2 separate regions of the Homo sapiens genome follow, and region 2 is linked to region 1. A link is an interaction called in ENCODE POLR2A ChIA-PET data of the cell type or tissue named here. Cell type or tissue: PC-9. All regions are shown on one strand. Each heading gives the region's core, and the rest is flanking DNA. Links, peaks and the distances in the headings are about the cores only.

What was found. ChIA-PET counts read pairs that join two places held together with the same protein. Peaks named below come from ENCODE experiments on the same cell type or tissue, not always from the same donor. Only the 100,000 strongest peaks of a DNase experiment are listed, where the experiment ranks them.
Region 2: POLR2A ChIA-PET joins it to region 1 with 6 read pairs; 4 of 35 experiments call an interaction of 5 or more read pairs at or near these places.

Annotation. Positions count from the first base shown.
Region 1 is chr6:79,558,394-79,563,760 of GRCh38, reverse strand. It overlaps a transcript of SH3BGRL2 not described here. Among named protein-coding and RNA genes, the nearest start is that of LCA5, 24 kb to the right of the region's middle. In PC-9, for the core only: no CTCF peak of the experiment used is centred there; no DNase peak of the experiment used is centred there.
Region 2 is chr6:79,653,755-79,657,675 of GRCh38, reverse strand. All of the region lies in intron 1 of SH3BGRL2 (SH3 domain binding glutamate rich protein like 2), which reads right to left. Among named protein-coding and RNA genes, the nearest start is that of SH3BGRL2, 24 kb to the right of the region's middle. In PC-9, for the core only: no CTCF peak of the experiment used is centred there; no DNase peak of the experiment used is centred there; H3K27ac peaks cover 416 bases.

The DNA of each region.
Region 1 (5,367 bases), core at 1,245-3,744:
TGTGGATATTCTTTTTTTGGTCTCACCTAGACTCACTCATGCAGCTGCATTTTGCTTTCATCTGGGGTCTGATTTTTTATGAATGGCCTCACTCACATATTTGGTGGGTGGCTGAAGCTACAGGGGCAATTGGGCTGCATGTCTCCAACCTGTGGCAGACTAGCCTGGGCTACTTTACAGTTCCAAAACCAGCAAGAGAAAAGTTTCTATGTGTAGTCACTTTTCTAGTCTCTGCTTGTGTCACATTTCCTATTTTTTCATTGGTCAAACAAGTCACTTTACTAAGCCAAGAGTCAGTGAGGGAGGTGGCTGAGGGATGGATGGTAGGGACTTAATATAGACCAAGCTAGGCGGGGCGCTGTGGCTCACTCCTGTAATCCCAGCACTTCAGGAGGCCGAGGCGGGGGGGTTAACGAGGTCAGGAGTTCCAGACCAGCCTGACCAACATGGTGAAACCCCGTCTCTATTAAAAATACAAAAATGAGGCCGGGCACGGTGGCCCATGCCTGTAATCCCAGCACTTTGGGAGGCCGAGGCGGGTGGATCATGAGGTCAGGAGATCAAGACCATCCTGGCTAACACTGTGAAACCCCGTCTCTACTAAAAAAAAAAAAAATACAAAAAAAAAATTCAAAAAATTAGCTGGGCATGGTGGCCGGTGCCTGTAGTCCCAGCTCCTCGAGAGGCTGAGGCAGGAGAATGGCGTGAACTCGGGAGGCGGAGCTTGCAGTGAGCCCAGATGGCGCTACTGCACTCCAGCCTGGGTGACAGAGCGAGACTCTGTCTCAAAAAACAAGCAAACAAACAAACAAAAAATATAGACCAAGCTTGTCCAACCCACAGCCAGTAGGCTGCATGCAGCCCAGGATGGCTTTGAATGCAGCCCAGCACAAATTTGTAAACTTTCTTAAAACATTATGAGTTTTTTTTTGCTAGTTTTGTTTTGTTTTGATTTTTGGTTTTTAAAAAAACTTATCAGCTATTGTTAGTGTATTTTATGTATGGTCCAAGACAATTCTTCTTCCAATGTGGCCCAGAGAAGCCAAAAGATCAGACATCCCAGTACAGACAGTATGAAAAGGCCTTCTGCTATTATTTCTTCCTGAATTCTTGTGCTTGAAAGTATAAGTGAATGAGTAGGTATGTGGTCAGTGTGTGTGTTTCTATTGGAAAAGGAGGATGAAACATAATAAAGATTATCTTTTAAGGAATAGTGGGAAACCAACATTGATCTGGTTACTTACTCTCATCTCTATGCCCCTAAACACTGAGATTTTTAAGTCTCAGAAGCTAAAGCAGTACATTTCCACCTAAAATATTCCAAATGACCTAGGAGTTAGTTAGGGACCAATTTGTTTAATAGTTACTAAACTATTTAAGTGGATCTAAAGAGCACACTTACATATTAATATTTTTATGATATTTTTAAACTGATGTTTTATAATACTCATAACTATCTTGTAATACAGGAAGTATCTTCTCCATTTCACAAATAAGGAAACTAAAATTATATATGTGTATACATATGTGTGTATGTGTGGTGTGTGTGTAATGGCTTCACCTTGCTTTTGAGAGTATTTCTACAGGACTACACAAATGTCTTACTCTGAGTTTGTGAGAAGGTACAGAAACTCTAGTAAACTTACTCTACTAGTTCTAATAAAAAAATATATTGTTGTAGAGATAGGAAATAATACTACAGAAAGCAACTGCGGGAAGTAATCAGGCCTTGTAGACACTAGAGAGCTGTGGGCTAGCTTCTCCTTACTCTTGATCCTTTTCTGCAAGCCTCTTAGTTTCTCCTTCCCCATACCTTCTAGTTCTACTTGTGTCTATGACTTGTCATAAAACTGACTCTGGCCTCTACTCAAAGTTCAGTACCCCAATTTCAACCATCTATGTATTTTAGTTTACATTGTCTAGACAGACAGAACATGATTGGCTCAGCTTGAGTGAAGTTTCCATAGGTGATCCACTCAGATTACTGGAAGGGCAAGATCACCAAAGCACAAACATGACTGCCCAGTTCTATCCTGTCAGCAGAGGTGTGCAAAGGGCAATTTCATGGCAGCGTATGCGAGTGGAGAGGCAGTGGCGGTCATCTCAAATGCAACCATGAAACAGCTCTGAGAAGATATCTTGCTCGATCCAAGTCCAGTGTAGTAAAATCTTTATTTTAGTTTATTTAGATGCACGTTTGCTTTCAAGAGTACAGGGTGAATTTTAACAGGTAGCCCCAAGATGTTTGGAATTTTATACTTAGTAGTACTACTTTTTATTTGTATGCCATGTTCACAAACTATTCTGTAATTGAAAGAATTGTGATAGTCAATTGATGATTACAACCATATTTACAATATAGTACAACCATACATTGTTCTCTATTTTCCCAACTCTAACACGTACACAAAATACACCTTCTCCCACCAAATGCTAGGCTATATACATATTGACGACATGTTGAAAATATTTGAGATATTATTAAAATAGTAAAATTATTATTTAAATTAATTTTAGTATTATTAAGAGTATTAAATGTATTTAAAAATGTTTATTACTTATTATTAAAGAATGTATTGTTGGCCGGGAGTGGTGGCTCACGCCTGTAATCCCAGCACTTTGGGAGGCCGAGGTGGGCGGATCACCTGAGGTTGGGAGTTCGAGACCAGCCTGGCCAACATGGAGAAACCCTGTCTCTACTAAAAATACAAAATTAGCAGGGTGTGGTGGCGCATGCCTGTAATCCCAGCTACTTGGGAGGCTGAGGCAGGAGAATCCCTTGAATTCAGGGGGCGGAGGTTGTGGTGAGCTGAGATCACGCCATTGCACTCCAGCCTGGGCAACAAGAGCAAAACTCTGTCTCAAAAAAAAAAAAAAAAAAAAAAAAAAAAAAGAGTGTATTGTTAACATTAATTTTATTTCTTCCACTCTTCTTTTTAAACATGGCTACAAGAAAATGTTAAAGATATATGTGGCCTGCATTCAATTTCTATTGGACAGTGCTAGTTTAAGCCATTTTGAGTTGTACTTTCTGCTCCTTGCAATGAAAAAATACTAACACATATGCCATGTGAACTGAAATATTTTAAACATTTATTTCATCCAAAATTCCCATAAACTCAATAAATTAAATTTTTATGTCTGTTTCTTTTCCCATTTCACAAATATCGATGCCATAATCTTATAGGTCCTTCTAGTTGTTGTCTTTCTGGACAAGGTCTTGCTATATTGCCCAGTCTGTAGTGCAGTGGCTATTCACAGGCACGCTCATAATACATTACAACCTCCAACTCCTGAGCTCAAGGGATACTCCTGTTTCAGCTTCCTAGTACCTGGGACTACAGGCACACACCACCACACCTGACTCCTGCTAGTTATCTTTATTCAGTCTGATGCTACTATATGTTCAATAACTCTACTGTTACTAGGTTACTAATCCTTCTACTGTTGGTAGGTTAATAATCCTTCTAGCCTCATTTCAGTTATGCTAACCTTTATTTTTCCTTTTGATTTGTATTTGTCCCCTTTCACTAATCACAATGTCTAAACTGCTTCCTTTACTGAATTTACACTTTGTTTAGGTCATATTCGAAGATTACTTCTTATTATTAGGTTTTGGTCCCCTCAGTTTCCCAGAATGGTGTATGCTCCCCACCCCCAACATTGATTCCCTTCCTGAACCACAGGCAAAACTGTTTCCTCTGAAATTCCTTCTTCTTCTTCTCTTCCTCTTCTCCTCCTTCTCCTCCTCCTTCGTCTTCTTCTCTTGCACATTCTGTCTCCTATTCTTACCTTTTATTTAGAAACAATTTCAAATCCAAAAAATTTACAAGAATAAGAGTACAAATAACACAATATACCCATTACTCAGATTCACCTATTGTTTACATTTTACTCCATTTGCTTTACATTTGTGTAGTATATATCTATTACACATAAATCTTTTTTTCTGAACCATCTGAGAGGAAGTTGCATACATAATGTTCTTTTACCCCTAAATATCTCCATGTGTATTCTCTAAGAATAAGGGTGTTCTCTTACGTAACTAGAGCATGATTATCAACGTCAGTACATTTGTCATTGATGTAACGCCTTTACTTTTCCTTCTAATTTTGTCAGTCTGCTCAATCATGTCCTGTATAGCATTTTTGTTTCCTCCAGTAAAGGATCTAGTCTAATACGAAGTATTGTATTTAATTGTCATGTCTCTTTAGTCTCTATTCTTGGAGGAACATTTCCATAGTTTTTCTTTGTCTTTTATAATATTGACATCTTTAATAGACCATTTCTCATTTGGGGTTTGTCTAATGTTTACTCATTATTAGATTTGGGTTATCCATGCCTGGCTGGAATGTTGCATGAGTGGTGTTGAGTCCTTTTCCAGTCATATTGCGAGACACAAAATATCCACCTGTCTCACCAACCACCGTGCCCAGTTAATTACAAAAAAAAATTTGCAGAGACGGATGGGGTCTCACCATGTTGCCCAGGCTGGTCTCGTACTCCTGGATTTAAGCAATCCATCCACCTCATCCTCCCAAAGTGCTGGGATTACAGGCGTGAGACATTGTACCTGGTCTATCTGCAGGTCTTAAAGCATATTCTCACAGATTCCTTCATAGTTGTTAATGGAAAAAGTGGTAACTATACAGTGGAAAAATCAGAGAACACCTGGAATGAATGAGCCACTGTGCCGGCCTTTTCAATAATTTATACACATTACTATACTTATTTCAGTGCTCAAATTGTCCCAGATTTGACCAGTGGGAGTTCCCCTCAGCCTGGCTTCTGTGTCCTTGTGACATGTCCTCTTCTCTATCTCCACCACCTCCTTCTTCTCCTCCTCCTGCTTCCTTTTAGTGCTGCTTACTTTCTGGCATATTCAAATGTTTCAGGTTCATTTTGTGCCTACTCTGCCCTAGCCCTAGAACCAGCCATTCTTCCTAGAAGCCCTGATTCCTTCTGTGGGGAATGGCATCAGAGACCAACATTTGAGCACTAGGTATGCTTGATGTTACTGGAATGTCTTCGCCCAGCTATTTTTTGTATTTTTTTTTTTATAGAGATGGGGTTTCGCCATGTTGCCCAGGCTTGTCTCCAACTCCTGGGCTGAAGCGATCTGCCCTCCTCGGCCTCCCAAACTGCTAGGATTACAAGCATGAGCCACCGCACCGGGCCAATCTTTCTTATGTCACAGAGAACTTATGAAGAGTTTTTATTTGTTCTAAGTAAAATATATGACTATATATAGTTAGTGTATTCTGTTGTTTAAATGTCTTCAAATACATTGCCTCCTTTCAAAGCAGGATTTTAAAACCCTTTCTAAAAGGATGTTAAAAATTATATTTATATGATATATTTATATAA
Region 2 (3,921 bases), core at 1,422-3,921, 94 kb before region 1:
CATTGCACTCCAGCCTGGGCAACAAGAGCGAAACTCCGCCTCAAAAAAAAAAATTAAAAAAAATTAACAAGTCTATAAAACCTGCTACCTCAAATTTAATAACTTTATTTCTCAAAACTATGTTTAAGTTTTAATTCCATAATTACCTGTTCATGTCAAAAGACTAAAATCAGCGTCTTCCACAGCCCTTTCTCCCTACAACTCCTCCACCACCAGCTACAAGAGCCACATCCTCTTCTGGTTTCCTAGTAACCACAAAGTCATCTCCTTTTCTTTCTTCTTCACTGTCTCCTTCAGCTACCAAATACTGGAAATTCTACTATTGCTTATATCTTACCTATTTCCCCCATTGCTACAGTCCCTTTCCTATCCCACTGATGCTGATACCTCCAAGAATTTCTTTACTGTCCTACTCTCTCCCATCTAAAAGCAGACAAGAGTGTTCTTCTTAAGCGTATATCACTGCCTTTTCAGAATTTTATACTCCTCATTGGCTCTTGATTTAAAAAAAAAAAGTTCCATAGTCTCCTGGTCCTACTCTCATCAGCGATTCCCATGTTTATCTCATCTTCAGAACCCTGGAATCTAATCTTGCTGCGCATTCCTTTCAGAATTGACTGCAACCTCAAACCTCTCGCCCCATCTCTTTTCTCTAAATTATGCAAATTCATCAGGCTTCAAAAGACTTGTACACACACCCCTAAGTCTAAACAATTTGGTGACACCTTTATTTCCCATTTTCTCATGTATGTTCTTTATTTTAATATATAGTTACTGCAGGTTCAGTGTGTGTGCACACACATTCATATTTATGTTACAGTTGTCCCTCAGTATCTGAAGGGAATTAGTTTCAGGAGCTCTCCCCAACCCCCATACCAAAATCCAAGGATGCTCAAATCCTTGATGTAAAATGGTGTAGTATTTGCATATAGCCTACACATATCCTCCCTTATACTCTAAATCACCTCTAGGTTATTTATAATACCTTATACAATGTGAATGCTATGTAAATAGTGGTTACCCTTTATTGTTTTTTAAATTTTTATTTTTTTATTGTTGAACTGTTCTTTTCTTCTGAATATTTTTCATCCATGGATGGTTGAATCCAAGGATGTGGAACCTGCAAATACGGAAGGGCCAACTGTACTTATGGTCCTTTTATGTATTGTGATACGTCGTCCCAGGAGTATTTTCCACATGGTATATACTCAAATGTTATCCCATGTTTCCTCTAGGAATTGCCTGGAAGAGTGGATTCTAGAAGGAAGAATGGGTGACTAAGATTTACTCACATATCAGAAAACCAGAAAATTCAGAAGATCTTAGCGATGGCACCACCACCCATTCACCAGCTTAATCTAGAAACCTGGACATCATCATTGACTCACCTTGATGATGCAATTAACCAGCAAGTCATGACCTCTCTGCTTTCAAATTTTTTCTTGAAACCATCCATATTTCTCCATTTTCACTGCCACTGGCCCATGCCAAACCCTCATGTCTCCTCTAGAGCTTCCTACATTTTCTTCTAGCTAGATTTCCTCTAAACCACTTTACACAGAAAAGCTAAAATGAATTTCTTTAAAAAACCTAAATTAGATGATTTCATGCCTCTGCTTTAAAAACCTTTCAGTACCTTCTCATTATCCTTAAGATGAAGAAAAAAGTCCATACCCGGGCCCAGGCAGTGATAAGAAGTGCCCAACTCTCCAACTACCTTCCCCTCCCACTCCCTCTGCAGGTGGCTTTCCACCCTTGGGTGAATCTGGGTCACCTGGAGGGCTTGTTAAAGCACAGATTATGGAGGGGTGAATAGCCCCCAGAGTTTCAGATTCAGGAAGACTGGAATGGGGCTCAAGAATCTGCATTTCATATCTTTAAACAATGGAACATTATCCAGTCATAAAAATGAAGTACTGATACATGTACAACATGGATGAACTTTGAGATCATGCTAAGAGAAAGAAGTCAGTCATAAAGGATCACATATCATATAATTCCATTTGTATGAGATGTCTAGAATAGGTGACCATGTAGACAGAAAGCAGATTAGTAGTAGCCTTGGGCTGGAGTGAGAAAGGTGGGGGGCTTGGGGACCCGTTGCTAAAGGGGTGTGAGATTTCTCTGTGGGGTAATAAAATGTTCTTAAATTGTGGTGATAGCTGACAATTCTGCAAATATCCTGAAAGCCACCGAATTGTATAGTTTAAATAGTTTAAATGGTATGCTAATCATATCTCAATAGTGCTGTTTAAAAAAAAAAACTGAATTTGCAAATATAACAAGTTCCCAAGTAATGCTTAAGCTTAAGGGGCCACTGCTCTACACTAACCCTATGCAGTCTCCCTTCATCTGCTCAATCGTACCCATGGTACAAAAGTAGTTTAGGGGAACCACGAACCTTCCTGTATCAAAACTTCCCATAAGGTAGTCAGCAGCCCATGAAACCTCTTTCCAGCTTCACCTAGCTAACTCATATGCTCCCTCTTATGCCCTCAGCTTTAAGGTCACCCTCTCAAGTAAATCTTCCCTGACAAAAGCACCCAGGTATTGCACTACTGCATTCTAGACTGGGTGCTAAAGTGAGACCACATCTCCGACCCCCCCACACAAAAAAAACACCCAGGTTAGGTAAGAGTTTTGCGTGTAAACATTTTCACTGTGTCATTAATTCCCCCTTTATAAGATTAATTACACTTTTAATGAATTAAGTAATAGCTTACTTAAAGTGTACCTTCCTGCTAGGATGTAAACCAGGTTAAGACAAGGAAGAACTGCCACAGTGTTCTCAGACAGATTCCCAGGGCAAGCCATAATAGAATCAGATATCTGCACCGAAGAGGAATAAAAGTAAAAGGGATCAAACCTTAACACCACCCCCCTCAAGCAGGTACATGACACTTCCAATCCCACCTGCTATTTCGTCCTTTTGTCCAGGTGTGCATCAAGTTCTCTAAGAGGAAGACAAAGAAACATCTATCAAAATATTTCTCCTAGACCTCTTGAAGCTTGTAGGGAGAGTAAAAGAATAATACAGCCAAGAACAACAACCAAGATGAAGCATAAATTTATTCGGTGGGTTTAATTCAGCTCACCTTTGGCTTAGCAAACCCAACAAAATCGTGATCGAGATGGAACAACAAAAGCATTTCAAGTTAGGGGGTTCACCATCGGTCTTTATCTGTAAAGGAGTAGAAACTATGAGAAAAGAAAACAGAACAGGGACTAAAACAGCATTTGTAAAAATCAAAACAAAGATTCTGAACTCTGAGCTACAATGCACATATTGTCAAACAAAATCCCACACAAATTCCATCCATTTGTTCACTGGAAAGGACTGGAAAATTCACTTGATCTTTAGCAAAAATAAATCACAGTGTGGTAATGCCACACCAAATATTCTTACCTTTCCTTCTCAAAACTTCAGTGAATACAATCATATTTCATAAATAAATGAATAAAATAGGATTGTAAGCCACAGTACTTCACATCAGCTATGTTAAAATAAGTGGCAATTGATTTGGAGTATTCTTTTAAGATTTGGACTATTAATGAAAAAAATTATTTCTTTTTTCATACACTACAGCAAGTTATAAAAGTGTTCACAAATTCTCTACCTTGTGCATCCACACCCTGACACTGTGACAACGCAACTATTCTCACCAAGAGATGGAGTTTACTTCTCCATCCCTTGAATCTTGATGGATTAGCAAGACTGATATAAACAGAATACTGAAAAGTACTTGGGGCTTTCCTTCTTACCACTATTAGAACCTTGAGACCACCACCAAGTGAAGAAGCTTGAGCTAGCCAGCGGGACAATGCAACATACATGGCTCAGTCACCCTGGCCAACAGCCAGACCATTCTCCACCCCAAAACCTGCTGCTGCCATCTCTGGGGTGCTTTCCAAATCTTTGTC